Linked DNA regions of Mus musculus: all the other regions are linked to region 2. The links are chromatin loops, found by intact Hi-C in ENCODE. Cell type or tissue: left cerebral cortex. All regions are shown on one strand.

Region 1 (8,000 bases), 170 kb after region 2:
GGACAACTTGTATGAGTAGTTTCTTTTTTTCTTTGTACTGTGTGGTTCCCAGGGGTTAAGTTTAGGTCCTCAGGCTTAGCAGCAGACTTTTGGCCACTGTACCCTCACACTGGCCTACTGTTTACATTTGAACTCTGACGTTATTGTTTTCTAGACTCTGCTTACAGTTTATCATGGTGGCCTAAGTTTCAAGTTAGTTGGACCCTAGGAATTATTTGTGCAACATTTATAAATTTTGGGGCGGGTGTGAAAGTTGGAAGATTCTTTGACTTGCTTTCTACCCTTGTCACTTCACACTTGTGTGACCTTACGGGGTGCTGCTGTGTTGCAGAGCAGTCAGACGCAGTCTCCAACACCACCAAAGCCTCCATCACCGAGCTTCGAACTGGGACTGTCCAACTTCCCCCCATTACCTGGAGCTGCAGGCAATTTGAAGACAGAGGACTTGTTTGAAAACAGGCTTTCCAGCTTGATCATAGGATCTTCAAAAGAAAGAGTAAGCTATGTGTTACAGTTGCTGATGTTTTCTAGGCACTGATTTGTACCAGGACTTGACCCAGGTCTTTTGCACACATTAGAAAGTGGGGGGGGGGTGAGGTTGGGGTGATAGCTGTTTATCCTTGGAGCCAGCTCAAGCCAGCCTTTCCTTGCCATCTGCTGGGGTTGCCGTTGAAGCCTGTGCTGTACAGATGCCTAGACCCATAAGTCTGAATTAGAGCAGAAATAAGACTTGTGGTAATCTACGTAGTGCACGTAGGAAGAAGCTTAGGCTCGCTCTGCTGTAGTGTAGTGGCTTCAGGTAAACTCTGGGCTGCATCGTGGTCTTTCACTACAGTCCTCATCTCAGGAGATCCCTTTCCAGGCCTGCCTTTGAAGGACACTTAGCTAGCAGGCTGGAAATGGGATTTGTCCCTCTGCCAGGGTCAGTGTTTGAAGACTGTGGGACATGTAGAGAAATTACTTTCTGCCCAATTACTAAGGTATGGCTAAGTGCTAGGGGTACACACAGTGGGGGGCTGTAGAATACATCCCTCCTGCTGCATGGTAAACTATGGCTGTACATCAGATAGCACATGTGTCTTTTCATTAGAGGGCGGGACACCACTCTACTACAGAGTTTAGAGCCACAGTAGCGGCTGCCATAGTTACTAGGCCAGATGACTTTGCTATAGTAACTTGAGATTAAGGTCAGGTAAAAGTTGAATCTCAGATTGGGATAGTAATTGCCACTGTTTTTAGCATGGACACTGAGTTTCCCAAGATCCTAACTTTTCTAGTAAGGGTTACATGTTAGAGTTGAGATGTCTTGGACAGTGTAAGTCTTAACATTCACCTAATAATTTCCAGTTGGCTTATAAAACAGAAAATGATCATTTCAGCAGTCATGGAGTCTTGTTTTCAAGCATGTCCTCCTCCCTTAGTAATAAATAAGAGAGTAATAGTAGGCCTCCTAGCTCCAAAGACAGCTGCTGCTCGGAATGTACTTCAGTTTCTGTGGAAAGCCCTGTTTAAAGAAACAATTATTGCTTTCTGAAAGGCTGTTCTTGACTCTGTGGCCAAGTTACACAGTCTTCACTGCTGCCAGTGGTGATATGTCTGCAGAAACTGCAGAGGACTTGGGACAATAGGCCACCTAGCCCCTCCGTGCTTGACCTGGATTTATGACTCTTTGCAAAGTGCCATATGTATCTGTGTTAGTCAGTGTTTAACACACGATGAATCTGAGCATGCTTTTACAAATAGAAAGCCATTAGCTTCCTTGTGTTAGGTTTCTTTCACTTGTTCTCAATCCAGCAGAACCTCTGTCCCCCTCCCATACTCCCCCCCCCCCCTCAGCCCCCTCCCCGGCAAAAGTATAAATTGTTCCGTTCTCCCAAAGCTGAAGTTCCAGCTACTCTATTCCAGCAACTTTTTTTTTAACCTTTGAACTTACACCTTCTTTGAAGAGAAAAGCAGTTAGTAAATTTTGTCTTTTTGTATTTAAACTTGTAGCCAATTACTTAACTTGCCCTAAAATCACATGCTGGGTTAATGACACACCATGTGTACACTTGTATGAATCACGGCTCCACTAAGCAACTCGTTGATGGGGTAATGTCTGATTCACTCAGGTCTTACCTTAGTGACCTTGCCTATTAAATTGGATAAAGCACTTTTGTACACCTGCTTCTAAGGGTGGTTTGTGGATTCTCATGAGAGCTCCTGTGGGTATCTACCTCCCACCACTGGGCACTCAGATTTATGTAAGCATGGATATGTCAGTCTTTGTTTTGTATTAGTTACAAGTGTGAATCATAGTGTAACTTGGTAATTCCACCCCAGCTGATATGTCAGATCCCTGATATGTCAGATGAGTAAGGTGTGTTTGGAAGCTCTTCACTTGAAAAGACAAACTTACGGGTAATTATAATGCATCTGCTGGGAGCAAAAAGGCTGAGTGCTGTGCAGCCAATGACAGACTCAAAATGTCATTATGTTTGCTGGAGGCTTCTCCTGTGTCTCTGCTGTGACTTGACAGTTGTTGGTAACATGCCATTGTTTTGTTTGCTTGGAGTATGGATACACCAGTCGGCATCAATCGTAGGGGTTAGGAAGCAGTCTCCAAAGATGGGTTAGAGATTGCCGTGGTTGGACCCTTAACTTCTTGGGCAAAGATATGACAATTGCTAAATACTACTTTAACGGTTTTCAGAACCTCAGTACAGATGCAAGCACAAACACTGTTCCTGTAGTGGGACCCAGAGAGCCCTCCGTGCCAGCGCCCTGTGCTGTGTCGGCAGCATTTGAACGTTCCCCTTCCCCGGTCCATTTACCTGAGTGAGTATCAGTATTCTGCCAGCCCTCTGCCAGGTACAAGTTTAAGTGCTCTGTAATATTAAGTGTGGTTCTTAAACCAGATGGCATTTTCACAGGGATCCCAAGGTGGCAGAAAAGCAGAGGGAAACTCAGAGTGTGGACAGACTCCCTTCTACCCCTACTACAACTGCATGTAAATCCGTGCAGGTGAATGGAGCAGCAACAGTAAGTGCCTTGCCTGCCCTCCACAGCACTCAGGCATCCCGTGTGTGTCCTGACTCTGACGATGGGCTTTCAGTAGTGTGTGCCTTCATTTCTCTGTATGAGTTCACTGAGGTCTTCTATTTCAGATAGTAACAAGGTCCCAACTCTGTCCTGTATGGAGTTTGGTGACCTCTGTATTTAGTGTGTGTGTTGTACATATGAAATGATTAGCTGGGTAGTGGTGGTACACGTATACCTTTAATCTAGATACTCTAGAGGCAGATGCAGGTGGATTTCTGAGTTTAAGGTCAGCCTGGTCTACAGAACAGATTTCAGGACAGCCAGGGAGGGCTACACGGAGAAAAACACAGCAACAACAAAAGTTTGTCTGCTTCAAAGGCTTAGACAGATTGTGGGGTGGGGGGTCTAGAGGAGGGGCATGGGTGGTTCACGGCTTCTTCATCCTTTGAGGGAGGGAAGACTAAGGTCAGTATGTAATATATGAGAGAAGAATAAAAGGAAAACAGGGTAAGGGATGGAATGAAGCAGAATGGCATAAAGAGCAACACGCTGTCCTGTTGCCCTGCTTATGTGTCCCAGTGACTCTGCCAGCTCTGTTGGCTTAGGCCCTTAGGTCCAATGCTTGGGAGATGGGGCAGAGAGATAACTGCAAATTTGAGTCCTGTGATCTACATAGCAAGTTTCAGCCAGCCAGGGATGCACAGTGAGGCAGGAGTTCCTGCCCTTGATGATCTGGCATCTCTATACTTGGGAGGCAGAAGTAGGAAGATTGAATTCCACAAGTCTGTGTAAGTGCCAAACCAGCTACGGCTCTGCAGTAATGCTCCATGTGGAGGATCGGGAGTGAAGCCATCTCACGACCTGACCGCTGTGTCACACTGTCCCCGCCTGCTCTCTGTGTAAGCATAGCACTTGCACTGGTCCTGACTTAGATCAAACGAAGAGGGGCCAGGGTTTGCATCTTTGTTTTTCCCTTGAGCCTCATAGGCTTCCATGTTTCTCAAGAATGCTTTAAGGCTTTGTGTTGGTCCCCATTTTATTGTTGTGCCTTTATGGCTGCTGGCTGTTCTAGAGAGGCATCTCTATAGCATCTTCAGAGGGAAACTGGACTACAAGGAAAGGGAGCGGTGTCTTTAAGATCAGAGACATCTGGGTTTTTTAGTCTTTAAAACTTAGTGTTTTTTTTTTTCCAAGACAACCATGATTAGCTTAGAAAAATGGATGTGTATTTTCAAATTATTTAAATCTAACATAAGTCAAGAGACTGCATTTGTGCTTCAGGAAGCAGTATTGTTACAATGTCCCTATTTAGTAATTATTCTTCCTTCTGCAGTAATTTCAACTCTGTGACATAGTCCATCACCACATCCTACAAGTATACCAATAACTTTTTTCCTCACAGAGTGAATTTTTGATACTGTACTCGTGTCCACAAGCTCTAGAGGCGTTAGCTTTGATGCTGATCACTAGCTGCCATAGACATGCCAGAAGTTGCTCTTGAATTTTATGAATCTCTTAAAAGTAAAAATACCCATGAAGATGAAATTGTAATTAAAACAAAAACTTTATCTTATATAACTTCTTCCCTGAAAGAGCTTCCATCCCTGATATTTTGTATACATAACCCCATATTCTATGTTTCCAGGAATTGAGAAAGCCCAGTTATGCAGAGATTTGTCAGAGAACGAGTAAAGACCCTTCTTCCTCCTCTCCATTGCAACCCCCAAAAGAACAAAAGCCAAGCACTGTCGCCTGTGGGAAGGAGGAGAAGCAGCTGTCTGAGCCTGTCGAGAGACACCGAGAGCCCCCTGCCCTTAAGTCCACGCCTGGAGTCCCCAAGGATCAGAGGAGGCAGCCTGGGCGCCGAGCCTCTCCTCCAGCTGCCGGGAAACGCCTGAGCAAGGAACAGAACACGCCTCCCAAGTCTCCTCAGTGAGAGCTGCGTGCCTGCGAGGGCTCTGGAAGAGCTGTACCCACCGTGAGAAGCTCTCCCACTCAGTACGGAATGAGCCGCTGGTTAGGAGCTTGCAGTGTCTGTGGGGCCCGTGGGATACCTGCAAGTTACTTCCTTCTGTGAGTCGGATATTCCCCCTCTTGGAAAAAAAAATGTATTTTTCAGGATTTAATTATATAATATAAACCTTATTTTAGGTTGGTGCTTAACTGGAGGTGATACAGAAGTCTGGTGTTTTCAGGATAGAAAATGTATTTATCCTAACAAATGGATATTTTTTATTAAGCCTCCACGTGGCTCTGAGTGCAAAGCTATAATGAGTTTTTCTAAATTAAGGGAACTCTGCTACTTCCTTTTTTTTTTTTTTTAATAGTTGGTCTACAAGTGCGCATTGGTAGGGTGTCCAGCAGATGGATGGGGGCTGATGGCAGGGGCAGGGGCAGCCTTGGCCTCACAGAGCAAGGGACTGGCATGTCAGGACACTGACAGACTGGCATAGGAGCTGTGTTTTCATCTAAACCCTTAGCAACAGGTAACTCTAGCTTTAAAACAAGATACAGATGTACATACAGTTCTTTTTTGATCTAGTGGGCAGAACCTGCAAAGAGCACCCTAGAAAGACCTGAAACCTTTGAGTTTTGATGTCCTGCGAGCAAGTAACCAGCCTCTCACTCCAGTTCCAAGTGGCTACTATGTAAAATAAATTCAAAGCACATTGTGAATAGAACCTAGATGGAATTAGAAACTGCTGCTGCCCACTGATGTCAGAAGTTGTACACGATGTGTGTCCCTGTGAGTGAGTGGCTACCTGGCTCTCATCCTCCATGCTCTCTCTGTGTCCCCCACACTCTGGAGAGTCGTGTCTTAGCCAGCTCTGTGTGGATGTCTTCTTGTCCCTCTGCATCAGCACGTGGATTTAGAAGTACCTAGCCGTGAGAGAGTGCTGTCGGTGGTCCCCTCTGGCTTGCGAGGACAGAGTCCTTGCTCTTTTACCTCCAGGACGAGGGTTTTCTTGATTGTTTCAGAAGCTGCACTTCTGAGGAGCGAGAGTGCAGTCAAGTTAGCAAGTTCATAATAAAGTTACAGATAAATTATTTTGTTTTAAAACGCCTAAGATTTTTCTTTAAGTATTCTAAGCAGCAGACATTAAACTATTTCCTGCTATATGTAACCATACAGCTTATTCCACAAAATGCTATTTAATGAGACTGAAGGTTGTTTTGGTTTCTTTTTTCTTTTTTTTTTTCTAAGGAAAAAAATTATTTCCATCCAATATTTAAAGACTTGAATTTTATTTAAACTTGAAAATGACTTTGCCTTAACTTTTGTATAAGACAGCTTAGAGCTCACGGAGACCTGCCCCTGGGTTGGCGGGAGTGGATCGGTTACTCAGTTGCCATGCGGATCTCCTGGTGTTGGTTTTGCTGAGAACGCATACTGTTGTACAAGAACTCCAGTGGTTTTTGTAACATACCTACAGATCTTCAACAGTTGATCTTTTTTCAGATTGTTGAAAAGTCCTGTAAATGCAAATAGTCGCTACTGTGTTAAATCTGTGCACTTGGGAGTGTGCTCTGCTTGTACAGTGTAAATAATCAGAACATATGAGAAAGGTACCCTACAGAGAAGAATCTGATAAAAATTATTGATATATTATAAATGTTGCTGTTGAGCTGATGTAGATAAACTAAATGTTGTGGTTTGAGTATTATTTTAATTTGTTAAGGTTTTTCTTTTTCCCCTTATACTGGTGTGTTGAACTGATTTTGCCTCTTTGCTGCAAAAGGGAAATGGAAAGTCTTATTGAAAGCCTTTGGATGTTTTCATACTCTTAAAAAGAATGTAAGTACATACTAATCATATGTGATATGTGAGGGTTTTGAAGGAGAGTATAGAGAGCAGAGACTGGCAGGATCTTCCAATGAAAGTAAAAAACAGAATGTGCTAATTAAAATTATACTCTGTTAAGTGATTTTTCCTGCCAGAGGCAAAGATGGCCTGATGCACGTGACCATTTCCTTCAGAGCAACTGTCATTCAGTTACATAGGAGTATACGCAGTGCTGATGTTTCAGACGCCTGTGAAAGGAACATAGGACGAATTTCCTTATAGATGTCAGATCACTGACAAAAAAAAAAAAAAAAAAAAAGAAAGAAAGAAAGAAGAAGAAGAAAACAGCTGGCCTCTTGAACCCACACTAGCAGATACTGTCTATCTGGAAAGGCGAGCCTGAGGCCTCAGGCCCTTCACATCACATCTTTGCTGGAAGAGGGGCCAAATTATGGTCAGCACCCCTTACCCCCAAGGGTGCTCTCACAGAGGAGCTTTGATTTTTAATGAGAAGTCCTTTCCCCAAGGCTGAGCATTGCAGCACGAAACCTGTGTGGCAGAGCCAAGCTGTAGGTGCTTGCTGTCTGCTGGCTGGAAGTGTACAGCTCAGTGGCCACACGCAAGGGCAGGTGGGCAGATGCACGAGGTGGGACACTGATTACTGCTTAGCCAGTGACAGCCTGGCATCAGGAACTAAAGCCTTGCTCAGATGTGATTTTTATAAGCACTCGTTTTTCAGGAAGCAAAGGTGATATGCCAAATAGCTGTATAATGTCAAAACAGAGACTTCCTGAACACTTTGAGGTTTTCCACTCAGAAAAAAAAGGAAGTTATCAAAATAGGAAGCTGTTGAGGGTGCATGCAGACTCTTGCTATGTCACATCCAGCAAGTGTGGTATGTGGCTTTCATAATCTATTTACGTTTACTCATTCCTTTCAGTATCTCAAGGTATAGAATCAGAGATACCACAGTCACAAGGACCTTTTTAACCTGTAAAATTGTGTGATGATGCTTACTTACCATATGGAAATACGGACTAGGAATCTGGCCCCACCTCACCAGACAGGAATTTCAAGTGATTCCTCTCTCATAGTCAGTGTCATGATGTCTCTGTGAACCCCTCCTGTCATTGCATCACTGGTTGCCACTAGTGGGTGGCAAAAAAAAAAAGAAAAAAAAAAGAAAAGAAAAAAA
Region 2 (8,000 bases):
TCTTTATAGTTTCTGGCCTTTATGAAAACTTGCTACCCACCACCAAGACTAAGATAGTTGGGAGAATCTCAACCCTCCTCAAGAATGCCTGACCAAAAGGGACAGTGCTGGTAGTGTCTCTAAGTGTCAGAGCCTTGCATTATTTATGCCCTCAATCGCTCAGCCCCTACACCAAGTATGACACCAAGATCAACTAGGCCATGCCTCACAAAGACCCAGCCCCTGCCCCTGATAATGGGAGCATGCTCCATGTGTCCAACCACGCCAGGACCTGAGTTTGGAATGGCTGAAAAACTTGTGAATACTTCCAACTGATGGAGGAGGCCCCTTCCTTGTCACTCTTCCAATAAAAATATGCCTGGGGTAGAAGAGAGGACTTGCTAATGGTTGCTGAAATATATTTTACCCCATGTTTTTTAATGCTATTTTAACTTTCAAATAAACTCAAGAATAAATCAGAAGAAAAAGAGCCAGCTCTTCAATTTCAAGGATTTTGTAGCTTTGATTTTAAAGGGGTATAAAATGAAAAATCTAAAACTCATCATCTAAAATTTCCTGGGTATGCTGAGTAGACTATTTGAGATATTTGTACTTATTCACTTTTACCCAACCATAGAAAGCTGTTCTACTTTCCCTTGATCACTTCCATTAATTGAACAATATTGATCATTTTCTATAATAAAGGATAGAATGAACACAATGCTGAAGACAAAACAGTGAAGAAGACACTAAGATCCAACGAAACAAAACCAAAGGCAAGCAGGTAATCACAATACAGTCTGCCAGATTACGGAGAGCATGGATACTCAGGCCTGCTGCTCTTCTACTCTGTTCCTTTCCATGGTCCTCATATCTTTTAAAAGTTGCCTACTGAAAAGTTTCTCCAAACTCACCCATTTATTAGTATATTCTTTGTTTTTATTTTTCTAATCAGGGTTTCTCTGTGTGTAGCTTTGATTGTCCTGGAATTTGCTCTGTACACCAGGCTAGCCTCAAACTCACAGAGATCTCCTGCCTTTGCCTCCTCAGTAGTGGGATTAAAGGCATGCACTAACACCGACTGCCCAGTTCTCACTACATTCTTATGTTATCCCAAATCTCTGATATTTACAGGAGTTTATAGTCAGGGTTCCTCCCACCCAAGCCCTCGCCCACCAAAACAGAGAGATATTTGAGTTCACTTTATAAAATGGCACAGTACTTGTGTGTAGAAGAATCCACATATATTTGTCATATACGGTAAATAGCTGTAACTATATGTAGGGAATGCTCCTTTAAAAAGTCTATGTGCATGGTGGCTCACGCCTTTAATCCTAATCCTAGAGGCAGAAATGTATAAGTTCCAGGCCAGCCAAGGCAGACAAAAAGAAAGCAAACAAACAAAAAAGAGAAAATAAAGTCTATGTACATTAAATATAGATGCAATTTTCAAATAGTGTTTTTAATCTGTGTTGGTTGACTCTGGATTTGAACTCATACAGAGGGCCAATTGGAGCTCACACTTCTCCATCATACTGCGGTGGGTATAAACACATTCAGTTATTCCTTCAGAAAATCCTTTTTTTTTAAGATTTATTTACTTATTTATTTATTATATATAAGTACATTGTAGCTGTCCTCAGATACTCCAGAAAAGGGCATCAGATTTCATTACAGACGTAACGTGGTTGCTGGGATTTGAACTCGAGACCTTCGGAAGAGCAGTCGGCGCTCCTAAACCACTGAGCCATCTCGCCAGCCCCCAGAATATGATTCTTAAAGACGCAGACTATTCTATGTGTTTCTATACACAGAACTTGGCACACACTTTACAAAAGCACCCCATACTCTTCAGATTGACTTTTTATTTCCCACCACCTATCTACACACATGCAAACTCATCTGCAAACAGACCTCCTTCAGGGCAACAGAGACAAAGGCTGCCTTTCCTAGGTCAATTATATCAACAAAGTTCCTTTGACCCAATGAACTCTATTTCCAGTGAAATAAAAAGTGTACGAGTTCCTTCAACATGCACTTGAGAAGTAGTGGCGACAGTCTCGTGGGCTAAAACAAAATGTGATTCCTACATGTAGTTTCTTTCCAATTATTACAAACGTGTGAAAAACGTATCAGAATGGATATCAGAAAGAGGAAGAAAGGAGAAATACAGAGACGTGTAAGGAAAACAACTAGTGGAAACATGGTTTTTGTCTTTTCAAGACAGGGTCTTTCAGAGATCCGCCTACCTTTGCCTCCCTAGTGCTGAGACTAAAGGCGTGCACTACCACGCCCACCAGAAAATACTAGTTCTTTACACAAGTTTTCAAAGCAAGCTCATTCAGAAAGGGGGATGTCGAAAACACCCACACTGCGGTCAATTTAACGATAGTGACACTGGTTCCTCTAACTGATTCTGCAATTTAATGCCCATGGCTTGCCAGAGAAACCGGTGTATCCTTTTAGGTTCTTTAGCCTACCTCATTCTCGACATTTGGGAGGAAAGCATCTTGCTACGTTACATAATGTGGGCCTGGCTACTTGCGTGCTTATAACCAATTGCATCTTTTAAGTCCAACGACAAAATGACAGCTACCTAAAATCTTTTTAGACCGTGACGTCACGAATCAAATTCTACTTAAAGGGGAGGGTACTCACACGACGCTCACCACTGGCCCCTTCAGGCTTCCTACCCTGCTCCTTACTGTGGCCACCACCCAGACACTTTGTCCCGTCGGCAGGCCACACAAGAATCATAGGCTCTGGAACGGCCCTGATGTCTTGGAGGGATTCTAGGGCTTAGGGTACCCAAGGACAGCAGGAGAGGGGCTTGGTTTCAGAGAGTGGGACTGATCTCCGAGGGTCGCGAGGACAAAGCCTAGCAAGCGGAGCTCCGCACTGAGGGCCGAGGGACTGCACGGTGTCCTCCCTCCCCCAGTCTCGGGGATACAGGCCTGGACCCTCCCTGGCGACTTGTCGGGGAAATGGAGATAGGCGGAAACGACCTCTGTCACCCCTACCTTGGCAGACGGCACCACCGTAATCTTCTTGAAGTTGTAATGCGCCATGCCGGCGGTGGAACGCACGAGGAACCAGGAGAAGCGGAGGACCGGACTTCCGCCGGCGGAGGTGGGCGGGACTTCCGCTATCCGGCGTGACACAACTTTGGCTGCCGGACTCAAGCGTTACATCATTTCCTGAATGTCCGCGAGGCGTGGCCCACGCGTCCGCCTAGACAGGCTTCTAGTCCCACAGCGTCCCCGCTCGGCCGGGAAGTCCGCCGCCAAGAGCCGCGGTAGAGATCTGCTGGGTTTAGAGGTGGGAGAGATAACCTTGCGGGGTGAAAGGGAGACTCCCGGCTGGCCACCTTGGCGGGGCTCTCAGGAAACACTGCCCTCACCCAAGCCGGCTTCGGGGCTCCAAAGGGTGTTTCCAGCCACCTCTGGGGACGCCGCGGCCAGAGCGAGTGACGAGCGGGAAGACGCAGCGCGGGGCTTCTGCATCACTTTGGTGTCCCTTGAGCAAGAAAGGCTGTCTGTCGCCTGGCAGTGTGGAAAGTTATTTATTCGAGTAAATTATGTTGACGGGGCTTCTGTTAATGGAGTAGACTGCATACTTCCAGGTGGCCCGAGTTTCCTCTCCTGACCTTGCAGTCTCGAGGTGGTTTGTGGGTGCTCCACCTTCACCTGACCTTCACCTGACATGGGCCAGTGAAAAAACTCTGCCCCCCACACAGCTGCCCAGAACCCAGGCACCAGACATAGACACAAAGTCTGATCCGTACAGACCTACATGGATTGAAGCCAACCTTCCCACTTGCGTTTTCCCTGTCAGTTTAATTAAGCCACCCATTTCTTTACCTTAATCCATCTACTCTTGCCTCATGATTATCTTTTAACTAAAAGACCCTTTCTCAGGTGTTGCCATCTTCTTCAAACCTTTCTCCCTATTTTTCTGTGACATCCATCATTCTGGTACTTGATGTCTAGAATGCAGTCTTCTTTGCTAATTTACCTTCCTGAGTCTCTCCCTAACTAGATAATCCTCAAGGTTCTTCCTCTCCTCAAAGTCTCCTTTCTCCTTTCTCCTTCACAGCCCCAGTGTGGACTACTTTGATAATACAAGTTGCTTTCAGCCTGGTGTCTTTTTTAATTACAATCAGACATTTTCAATCAGACTCCAGATATGTTAAATTGGGTATTTCCCAAGAGCATTTACTTTCTGCTTTTCTGACTAAATGCATCTCTCTGTGCTGTTGGAAAGGACAGTCTCGGGCTGGTGAGATGGCTCAGCGGGTAAGAGCACTAACTGCTCTTCTGAAGTTCCTGAGTTCAAATCTCAGCAACCACATAGAGGCTCACAACCACCCATAATGAGATCTGACACCCTCTTCTGGTGCGTTTGAAGTCAGCTACAGTGTACTTATGTATAATAATAAATAAATCTTTGGGCTGGAGTAAGCAAGAACTGAGTGAGGCTCGGCAGTGGTGGCGCATGCCTTTAATTCAAGCACTTGGGAGGCAGACACAGCTGGATTTCTGAGTTTGAGGCCAGCCTGGTCTACAGAGTGAGTTCCAGAACAGCCAGGGCTACACAGAGAAACCCTGTCTCAGAAAAAGCAAAAAGGAAAAAAAAAAAAAAAAAAAACTGAGTGAACTGAATTGATCGGAGCAAGCAGGGTGGACTGGAGCAAGCATAGGTCCTAAAAATTCAATTCCCAACAACCACATGAAGGCTCACAACCATCTGTACATATACAGTGTACTCACATACATAAAATAAATAAATCTTAAAAAAAAAAAAAAGGCCAGGCGTGGTGGCGCACGACTTTAATCCCAGCACTCGGGAGGCAGAGGCAGGTGAATTTCTGAGTTCGAGACCAGCCTGGTCTACAAAGTGAGTTCCAGGACAGCCAGGGCTACACAGAGAAACCCTGTCTCAAAAAACCAAAAAAAAAAAAAAAAAAAAAAAAAAAGGAAAGGAAAGGACAGCCTCACATTCTGACTCCCCACTAGGGTACTGAACAAAACTGAACAGAGTCAAGAGCAAGGTTGACCAAGACTAAAGACCTTGAAACAAAGTTAGTAGATGAGGCCTCAGGGGCAGAGGTGAGGTCATAAGAAGAGTGGCCCTACTGATGATGAATCCCAGGAACAGGAGCAGAGAAGGAAAATTATGGAATAAGGCAAAAGAGCTGTATGTGGTCCCACACAGTGGGTTAGCAGAATCCAGGTATTCACCAAGGAGACTCAGTCCTTGGAGCCCAGCTCAAATAGGAGGAAGTGGATAAGGATGAAGCACTTGGACAATTGATAAAATTTTCACTCTCAGGTAACTCAAGAATCCCATATGGTGTTAAACCTTAAATAGGGCTGACTATAGCTCAAGCAGTGTTCAAAGCAGTTGACCCCAAATTAACTCACTTAGCTCCTACAAAAACCTTATAATATTTGGTGAGGAAACAAAACTATACAATTTTGTTATATGTAGAAATTATATAAAATTATATAAGATATATAAGAATTATATAAAAAGCCTTGAACATGTGGCTTGGCTCCTACAAAACCTGCTTTGACATACTGCTTCTAAGTCATTGTGTGTGCTCTCTCACTTTTCAGATCTTTTAACAAGTCCTGCTCTTCTTCATGAAAATGTCTATCATGTTCCCATCGTTCCAGTATTAAAAATCAATTTGAAGCACATTGCCATTTGTTATCTTAGCATTACTGCTCATTATTGTGTCAGCAAGTTAAATAAGCATGCTTTGATTATTCTAAATGAAACCTCCAAGATTACTAGAATTTACTGGCTGTAATCACATACTACCCAGGAAGGCTCTGTCCAACAAATCTGAAATGAGCAAAGCTATTTCCCCATTGTTCCTTTATTCAGGTCCTGTATTTTCTCAAACTCCTGGCTTTCCCCAAACTATTATAGAACCAACTTCTTTTTTGTTGTTGGACCCTTTTTTTTAAAAAAGTTGTTTTGGGATTTTGGTTTTCTTTTGTTTTGAGATGAAGTCTTGCTCTGTAGCCCAGACTGGTTTGAGACTCATTGTTTAACCCAAGCTTATCTGGAGCTCAGCTTGTAGCCTAAGATGGTCTGGAACTCACTATATAATAAAATTCCTGAAATTTGTGGTGATTCTCCTGCCTCAGCCTCCTGGGTGTTGTTGGGTATATAGATATGAGACACCACCACACTTGGCTAAACTAATTTGTTTTTCTTGTAAAGTGCTGGAGATTGAACTAGGCAAGCACTCCTCCACTGAGCTCCACCCCCCAGTCCTTTTTCTTTTACCATCGTTTAGATAATACATTATTTGCTTCTGATGGGAAGCCATTCTTTCTTCAGCACTTAATCTAAGGGAAGTAATTGAAAAATATCTTACATTTATATGACCTTAGTATTTATATTAACTTAGTTATTTACAGTTTAATATTTTTTTAAAATCCCAGAAATAGCCAGCCATGGTTTCACCTTTAATCCCAGCACTCAAGAGGCAGGTGGGTCTCTGAGTTCAAGGCCAGCCTGGTCTACAGATCAAGTTTCAGGACAACCAAGGCTACACAGACGAACCCTTTCTTTGGGGGGGGGGGGGGAGGAAGGAAGGAAGGAAGAAGAAAAGAGGAAGAAAAGAAAAAAGTCCTCAACAACCAGCAACCTTCTGATCTGATCTGACATACTTCATATCCAGAATCGCACAGCTCTAAGTGGCGGGCGGGCGGGCGGGCGGGCGGGGCAGACCTGGAGGAAGCCAGCTGAACTTACAGCTATCTCATAAGCACAGTCATTTATATACACAACATGCATAAGGGACAGAAGTTATTACATACTATGAAATGTCATATGTGATTGCACTTGCAGGTCACTTGTCCATTCAGAAAAGGACTCACTCATGAAAAGAAACATGGATTATCCTTGACAAAGAGAAAACAGACTGAAGTTCATGTCAGAAAATAAATGTGAAAGAGTTTCATAAACCAATCCAATAAAAAGCTAACATCACAATTTTTTTTACTCTTTTACCCAAGAATTAAAATTACATTTATTTGTTTCTTTGTTTGTTTGAGATTTTTTGAGACAGGTTTTCTATATAACTCTGACTGTCCTGGAACCCACGATGTAGATCAGGCTGGTCTCAAACTCAGACATACACCTGCCTCTGCCTCGAGAGTGTAAGCATTAAAGGCATAGAGTCAAAAGCTCTAAGTTATGGCTCCAACTCCAGTTTACAAACTGTGTGAGTCAGAAGATAGTACTTAATTCCTTTGATCTTTAGTTTTCTCTTTGGCAATATGGGGGACAACAAATACCCTCAAAGGATTATTTATGGTAGGTAAGAAATACATGAACACAAACGCAAAGCATGAGTTGGGGGACAGTGTAGTCACCATTAGTCATAAAATGTAATTCTGAAATTCCTTTGGGTCATCATGTACTAAATGCCAAATTTCTTTTAAGAATTCTTCCTATATGAATACCAATAATCTCTTAAATTGCTTGTAGACTAGGGAATAAATAAACCTTCTAGCCCTATTTGCTTTCAAGTATTTTGCTTTTAGCTGACTTTGGAAGGTCATGTAACTAAGCACTATGATATGAGTATCCCACCAGCTTTTCATTAGATGCCCTCAATGAGAATGGGTGCTACCTAGGTTACTTTTCAGGGACTTTAACACTACTTTTGTTTAATTCAGTAAATTTGTTTGTTTTTGTTTTTCAAGGCAGGATTTCTCTGTGTTGTATCCCTGGATGTCCTAGAACTCTCTCTATAGACCTCAAACTCAGAGATCCACCTGTTTGTGCCTCCCAAGTGCTGGGGTTAAGGTGTATACCATCACTACCTGGTGAGTTCAGAAAGTCTTTACTGCACAAATGTCCAGTGGTTGGCCTTTTGGGGTTAGGAGACCAAAACTTTACCTTCAAATCATATGAACACTGTAATTTTCTGAATATATGCCATAAAGTTTAATTACACGTGGTTACTTTGCCTCCAATCAACTCTTTCCATGCCTTAA
Region 3 (8,000 bases), 96 kb after region 2:
GCTATGCAAATCTTAAGTTCCCACTGCAGGTCCTCATCCATAGGTTCCTTAGTCTGTTGGTCTGTTGCTGCTTTCTCCCAGGTCATCCTACTACTGCTGCCTGGACTCTTTTCTTCCTGGTTCTGTGCTTGCCCATTAAGCTCTGCTGTATGTCTCTTCAGTGTCTTAAGATGCAAGACTCAGAGGCTTTGTCTGGGCCCCTTTATTTCTTCAGCTAGGGAGTATGGGATATCCTAGGAAATGCACTCCTTCATTTATTTAACTGTGATATGAATATCACATATTCATGGAATACATATAGGAAATTAAAATCCTCCATAGCATTCTCATATTTCAGTTATCACAAAGAAATTAAATCATGCAAAAGAGCAGGGAGAAGAGCTGTATGGTCCCCTGTGTGTCAATCATATGCAGCTGGTGCAATGCTCAACACATCATCTTGCCCATTGTGTTTTGGGCATGAATCCCACATGACGGAATTGGTCTCATGGGAGCGCATGTCAGTCAGGAAACCATTATTGCTGACTCGGTTCACTTGATTCTGAAGGTGTACACACATTTGTCAAGTGCAAAATGTCCTTTCCCTTTGAAATTACTAAGCATTGAAGTGTCATATATAACCTCTGCCTCAATAAACTTTCATTCACCTTAGCATTCATGGCTGTTGTAAATTCTATGATAGTGGCAGCATGGCTGATTTAAAAAAAAAAAAACCAACAAATTCTTCTTCATTTACTAGCCAGTAGTGTACTATAAAAAAGAGCTTTCCCTTTTCTCTTATAATCCCTACTATTTTTAAACAAACCACACACACACACACACACACACACACACACACACACACACACACACACACACAAACACACACACACCTTAGTAACTGTGTGAACTCATGCATTCCAAAAAATTCAACATATTCTAGAATATGACTGTCATTCATTTTGATACTTCCGCCTAATTTGACTTAGCCAGTTCTTTAGTGTGTTTCTATTCTGGTCCATTTTATGGTATGAAAAAGTCTGTAGCAAGTCTGAGAAAAGCTTCTTAAGGGTTCTTCCTTGCCTCATAATAAAATCTTGACTCACCGAACAGGACTAGCCTGCCTCTAGCTTCCCAACTGGTGCTCATTCTCTGAGGAAGGCTTGTGAGCAGCCCCTTCACCCTTGGGTTACCTAGCACTCCTGTTTCCTTCCCGAGGTGGCTGGGATCCTCCTCTCAAAAATCCTTTATTCTCTTTCCTACTTGTTACTTTCTCTTCAGGATTCTTCTCCTGGCCCCAGAACTCAATAGAGTCTCTTAACACAAAGGAAGTTCTTAGAAAATATTTGTTTAATTGATGGGCAACCATAACTGGAAAGAGTTAGAATTGATGTTGTGTTTTGAGATAGGGCCTCCCTTTGTAGTCCAGGGCATCATTGGTATCTTTGACTAAAAGCAAAATCTAGACTGGCCTCAAACCTGGGACCACCTCCTTCAGTCTTTCCAGTGCTGGGATTCCTGAGTGGACTGCTATGCCTAGATTAGAAATTGAAAGCCATATGAAAACTCACTAGTTAGCAAGATAATTTTAAAATACACCTTAACAAAAGAGTGTTTGAATAGAACTTCTCTGCATGGGTGGACATGAGTTATAAAAGGAGAGCCTTACTACCAAGGTATGGAATGCTTCCTTACGAGTGATTGGTTAGGGAGGCCCCAGAGGTCCCCAAAGGAACATAGGTAACTGTCATTGCCCTTGGTCACTTAACATAGTTTCAAGGTAAGACCCTATTGCTGAGGACGCCACACACTTTGGCTGCATGGCACAGAGAAACCAGTGCTAATCCAACTTGAAAATGTCTTATTTTTTGGCTAAGGTGCTATGTAGGCTGCTGGAGGAGGAAAGGCATCAAGAGTCTTACCTAGCACTGGACCTTGCATACTACAGTATTGACCTACTGAGCAGGATAAGCCCACTGCTATAATACTGGCATGGCTGTTAGGAGAGAACTAACAGCCTTCTGATTGGATTTGAGTCCTATCTCTGTGGAGAGAATATCATGCCTGTGGCAAAAGCTAGTGAATCTAGCTGGGGAGATCATAGGCTGTGGGCTAGAAGCTGCCATTATTATTCTGCTAAATGGTTACACTGTCTAAATAAGTTCTAAATGTTTATGTTTACATTCATAGACCTGGGCTGCTCTCCACCTTAGTCAGAGAAGCTCTCCCCCCCCCCCAAGTGGGTTGCAGTCAATGGATAGTTGTATGCATAGCTTAAGTACTAAGGATAAGAGACAGAGAGCTTAGGTGTCCTAAAAGGGATATTTAGGGGGACATTGCAGGAGAGGAGGCAGAAAGAAGGTAAGAGCTAGAGAATGGGAAGAGTAGTGTGAAATATTACTTTTTGTACATGACATGGCTATGCACACTCATGAGCTCACAGTACCTGTGGTCATCTGCATAAGCCCTGCACAAGATTAAGGTAGCCAAAATTCTGGTATTGATGGGAAGTGATCTCCAGGCCCCACCACTTACTGAGGAGCTACTGGTTTTGTTTGTTTGTTTGTTTGTTGTTGTTGTTTGAGAATGTTGTCATTGGCAAGTTTCCTGTGCTCCAGCGGAAGATCCATGGGCATATGAACAACACAGTGTATCAGCTGGCAAAAGCACTTATCAGTTCCTTGGCTAGTACTTACCATTTAACTGGGGTGGGGTAGCATTGTGGTGCCAGTTGCAAATTACACTGAGATAGTCTGCTGGCAAAGGCCCATGCTACTAACTCTGATGATCTCAGCTGAATCCTTGGGACCCAACATGATGAAAGGAACAAATTAATTCCCACATGAGAATCAATCCCTTCTACCTAAAAGGGGTATGTGTGTGTGTGTGTGTGTGTGTGTGTGTGTGTGTGTGTGAAGAAGAGAGTTCCCCTTTCCCTCATTAACTCTATTATTTTTGGATACATATACACATACAAGAAAAGAAAATGAAGTGTTTAAAAGTTTAAAAAGGGGGATAGTAGTGACTGGATGGATATCTTGTTTCAGTTATTTTTTTGAAACAGTGTTTCACACTGACGCTCCCCAGGAGTGCTTGGAGTTCAGTGATCCATCTGGTTCACCTCCATGAGCTGCTCAAGCAAAAGGTGAGAGCCATTGCATCTGGCTCTGATTGCTAAGTCTTTACTAGAACTACAAAGTACAGAGAGGACCTAGAAGGGAGATAGGATCACAGGAAAGGGGCGGGGGGGGGGGGGCGTGGGGGGAGATAAGCAAGAGTAGATCAGAAGTAGAGGGTAGGCGTATGAGGGAAACAGAATCATAGTGATTAGGACCTAAGATGCTCTGGATCGTAGGTTCTCATCTCTCCCTCTCTATCTCCCTCTCCTCTCCTTTCCTCCCCTTCTCCCCTTCTCTCTCCATGCTACGAATGGAAGCCAGGGCCTTTCATATGTCAGGCAGGCACTATCACTGAACCACATCCCAGGGGATTTATAGGAAAAAACACCTATTAAATGCTGACTTGGTTCTCAGTAAAAACTTTGTATAGGCTGTGCTTTATTCTAGCATAGACTGAGTTGACTCACCCAATGTCTTAAGAATTCTTAGTACACTAATGTAATTGGAAAGTTAGGGTGTCTCAATCTACAGGGTAGGAAAGGAAATAGACCGTTTTCACTAGTTTGTGAAAGTCCTTCTTTTTATGCAATAGTACTTAATGTTATCCTGTAGGAAAGACAAGGAGCCATGAAGATCTTTGTTGACAAGATGGAGAAGATATATTTGAAGGACATACCTGTTGGTACTCTGGATTAGGTGTACCAGTTGCATTTACGGACACCAAATACCCCGAGGTGTTAACAGCAGGCAGAACTACCAGGGAAGGGAAAAGCATTAATAGTACTAATGTTGTATATTCTTTCCAGTACCAGAGGCAAGCTTTACTTACAATTTATTATCTTTAGAGACACGTCAATGAGTAGGGCACATAGTGCCAGGCAGTACTTCCAACTCGGGAGGTGGGAGGCAAAACAATCAATGCGAGGGAGCCAGCCTGTGTAAAAATAGTGAGAACTGGTCTTTGAAGAAGAAATACCGTGAGAATAGTTACTATGAGACTAAATACTGTGAGAATGCCTGTGAAATAGTTAACTAGGAAACAGTCTTAAGCCTAGTAACTGCAACAAGGTGTCACATAGAGGCTGGGTGAGGTGGCTCACTTGGTTAAGGCCTTTGCTCTGAAGTGTAAACACCAAGAGTTTGAGCATCAAGACCCAGAGGGAGGAAGAGAAGAAACTCCCACAAAAAAGACCCAATACAGGAGAGTCAAAGATGGTTCTTCCAAAATGCACTCTTCAGTATTTGAAAAATGTTCCTAGAAACCAATGAGCAGAACCATGGTATGGTATGGTATGGTATGGTATGGTATGGTAACCATGGATATTGTTCCAAGAGAGCTTTTTCATTCGGGAAAAATTCGTATGGCTTCGAATAATGAATTATAGACAGTAAGCAACCGGCGAATAAACGCAGATAAGTAGGCAGCAAGTTTTAAGTAAAGTAAATGTAATATACGTTTTTTCTTTTTTTTTTTTAAAAGAAAATCGATAAAAGAAGGGTTTTAGTATTTTCAATTCTCTGGGAAGCGACAAGAGCAGGTTTCTTTGCTTATCCAAATCATTCTTGTCCCATACTGAAGTCGGGGAAGCTGTAGAGAAATGCCGGACATGGGTCCAGGTCCTGGGGACAGCGGGTCCGGAGCGAGGGGTGCGCTTTCAGGACGCCACCAGCCTGGGACGCCCCACACCCCAGCACTTGCTCATAAGATGCTAAGCTGCCTACAACTGGCGCTCCGACTGCTACAGGGCGGGGCTTGCAGAATGGGCGGGGAGAGACGAGGTGTGCGGCGCGCGCAGCAGCTCAGGGCGGGGCGGGGCGGGGTGGGGCGGCGCGGGGCGGTGCGGGGTGTGGGGGGGGAAATTGGCGTCGTGCGCGCACGCGCCAATCACAGATGCCGCGAGATGGGTGCGCGCCGAGAGGCCGGGGGAAGTAGAAGGGAGGACTCGCGTCCCCTCTTAGCCAATCGCTACGCAGCGCCTCCATGACGCTAGGCTCTCCTGGGCGCCAAACGCCAGTCGGCGGGCCGGGTGGGTGAGGGCGCCGGGGTAGGGCGCGGGGCCGCGCGGGGGTGGGACTTCCGCAGGGCCCCGGAAGTGGGATCTGTGTGTTCTCATGCGAACGGGAAGGAGCGTTGGGGATCTGGAGTCTCGAGGTTGAGACATTTTCGGGCCCGAAAAAGGAAGGATCGGCTGCCGTCGCTGCCAAGTCCGCGCCCGCTCTTCTTTGCTGTCTCCGGCCCGGCCCGGCCGTGCCGCCTTTTCTTGCCGTCTCCCTCCTCGGCCGTCCCCGCGTGTTTTGCGCGGTCGCCGGGCACCGGGGCTGCGGCGACGAGCCCGCGGGCGGCCGGTCGGGCGGGGCGGGCGGCTGACAGGTGAGCGGGGCGGTCCTCGGTCACCGACGGGGCGGCCTCCCTCCGCGCCCCGTGCTCGGACCCGCGCCTCCACCAGCCTGTCACCGGGCCGCCATCTTCCCGGAGGGACGGGGCCAGTGGCGGGCAGGGCCGGGCCCGGGCGGGGAGGGGAACGGCACAGGGCCGGGCTGGGGCCGGCGCTGGGGAGGACAGAAAGAGGGGCAGTGCCGCGGAGGGAGCGGCAGGGCAGGCTGGACTGTGGCCCCGATAGCCCGGGGTAGGCTGGACCTGGGAGGACCTGCGGGCCGGGGTCAGACCTGACTGACACGGCCCTGGCCGGGGAGGACTGGAGCGAAGTGAGACGTGTGCAGAGTCTTCCCGGAGGCCGCGTCTCCCAGGCTCTTGGGGGTTTGCCTATGCAGCCCGAGGAGAATGGGCTGGGGTCGCAGGCCACCATCGCCCCGAGGGCAGGCGGGCGGGCCCCGGGGACCCGCAGTGCGGCGCCCGGGGCCTCGCCCCCCTCGGTCCCGCCGGAGACCGGCCAGACAGCCGCGCTCGCTGCTGCGGGGAGAGGTGGCTCATTAGGGAATCGCATTCCTTTAGAACCAGGAAGTTAGGATCCTGTTGCTCGAGTGTGTGTTTGGAATGCTGCTCCCTTTTCCCCCATACACTTGATAGACTTGAGCGGGTCCGACTTTGAGATAGTTAAGAAATAAAAATTAAATGTGAAGACTCATGGTAACCGGCCAGGAACCTCTTAACCACCTGCTTCTCAGTGGTGTATAGTAGAACATGAAGTTTGTTGAGTTGAGGTCATTGCATCTTGTGACTTTCAGTGAATGTAATCTTGTTAACCCCCTCGTTTTTTGGTGTAAGGTGGCTTTGAATTTGGACTGACTCGAAATGTGAGAAAACGACCCGGAGAAAAATGATCTCAATCTGCCTTCCATTCGCGACCTTCTCACTGGCGTTGGAATACTTTGTTTTAATCATAAACTGAAACTTTGAAGTTTTCCATAACTGAACAAACGGGAGGGCTTCCCATGGCTGCAGTGGAATTAGTTTGTAGCACACAGTCAAACAAGGGAGTTTTAAATAGAGGCAATAGCAACTGCATTTGTTTCTTTTAGGATATTTAGCTGCTTCCCTTTTCAAATTGAGTTGAATATTTAAAATGCACTTGCAGTTTGTTTTGAGTTGGTGTTTGCAAGACCACAAGAGGAGAAAAGGGTGATGGTTTTTGTTTTTGGTGGTCTTTTAGTATATTATGTGCAATTTCTATACTTCCCTAACTTGGTTGGCTTCTCTTATTTACAGTCAGGGTTAATTTAATTGAGGCTTTTTTTCTTCGTGCTTAATATACCAAAATCCAGTATTGTAATCAAATTGTACAAGAAATAGTTTAAGGAGATTTGTTGGGAATTGCTAAAGTAGAATGCTCTCTGAAAGTTTATTTTTTAGTTAGTACATTTTCCCTTAAAACTTTAACTAGTTAGAAATATATTTCATCTCATATTTTGAAAACTAATGTGACTTGAGTTGACTTATTTATATGGAACGGCATGGCTTCTTAGTCATTAGAAGCTATCCTGAGCTCACCTTTGATTCCAGCACTAGGGAGGCAAAGGAAGGGAGGCCAGCCTGGTCTACAGATGGAATGTCAGGGCTACACAGAGAAACCTATCTTGAAAAAAACCAAAAACAAACAAACAAAAAACTTACTTTCTTGGTGACTAAAATTTTGAAAAGTCTCATAAGACTGATGTAAGCATGAAGCATGCAGATGTTTGCTTTTTGCTATTTTTATTGTTACTGAATTCCTAATTTTGATATTCTGCCTTATAGGTGGCAATTTTAATTTATTACTCATGTCTTGATCACGTGTCTCTGTCATAGAAGACAGGTTCTGAGACAGCATATAAGTTTGGAGAAGGGAGCTATACTATATGTGAGTAGGCTCCAGAGAGAAAATAGATGATTATAATGGGTGTAGAAGTTTGCATTCATTTTTCCACACTGTAGAAGAGCAGCTGAAATGAAGTAGCTGAAATTTCATAGTAATGCTTTGGGGGCTTGTCCATTTTGTAAAAAAGAAAAAATCCTGAGATTTGAAGAATTAAATATATGTGACTTACCTAAATATGTACAAAGTTTGACAAAGATGTATTTAAACTCTGTGGAAACAAATATTTCACTTAACCACCTGTTTTCATGAAGAAGTCTTCACAATGTTATATGAAACGAACTTCTGAATGTTAAGTGAAAGTCTGTATAACAGTTTAATGGTGATTACAGTAAACAGTGCCTTCAAGAAGCAGCAGGCACTCAGAGTTACAAACACTTTTAGACATGGCTCATGTTAGCAGCCAAGAAAGGGCTGATAGACTCCTCTCACTGTCGTTTTTATGTCATGGGGCATTCACACTTCTGCTGAACTATGAACTAGGGTTATAGTCTGGATCTCTTCTTCTAGTGAGAAGTGATGGTCTTTTATGGTCTGCTGCATAGGATGAGGTTAATTCCTGTGAAGCCCATTTGCTCTTACAGAGTTA

The links. A loop is a pair of places that touch in the nucleus more often than their neighbours do. Peaks named below come from ENCODE experiments on the same cell type or tissue, not always from the same donor. Only the 100,000 strongest peaks of a DNase experiment are listed, where the experiment ranks them.
Region 1: a loop joins it to region 2, with 2.4 times the contacts of the local background. A loop is called at or near these places in 4 of 42 quality-filtered maps.
Region 3: it touches region 2 in a loop (6-fold over the local background); 25 of 42 quality-filtered maps call a loop at or near these places.

Annotation. Positions count from the first base shown.
Region 1 is chr13:9,165,986-9,173,985 of GRCm38, forward strand. It overlaps Larp4b (La ribonucleoprotein domain family, member 4B), which reads left to right. Exons shown (of 18, transcript NM_172585.3): 15 at 332-496; 16 at 2,693-2,817; 17 at 2,913-3,021; 18 at 4,667-8,000. The coding sequence ends at 4,957. Among named protein-coding and RNA genes, the nearest start is that of Larp4b, 76 kb to the left of the region's middle. In left cerebral cortex, no CTCF peak of the experiment used is centred here; a DNase peak (open chromatin) is centred at 4,974.
Region 2 is chr13:8,992,950-9,000,949 of GRCm38, forward strand. It overlaps Gtpbp4 (GTP binding protein 4), which reads right to left and starts at 3,063. Exons shown (of 17, transcript NM_027000.4): 1 at 3,000-3,063. The coding sequence starts at 3,047. In left cerebral cortex, a CTCF peak has its summit at 3,251; DNase peaks (open chromatin) are centred at 2,521 and 3,174; H3K4me3 peaks cover 2,028 bases; H3K27ac peaks cover 1,582 bases.
Region 3 is chr13:9,088,712-9,096,711 of GRCm38, forward strand. Larp4b (La ribonucleoprotein domain family, member 4B) reads left to right here and starts at 5,170. Exons shown (of 18, transcript NM_172585.3): 1 at 5,170-5,469. In left cerebral cortex, no CTCF peak of the experiment used is centred here; DNase peaks (open chromatin) are centred at 4,071, 5,075 and 5,858; H3K4me3 peaks cover 2,145 bases; H3K27ac peaks cover 1,146 bases.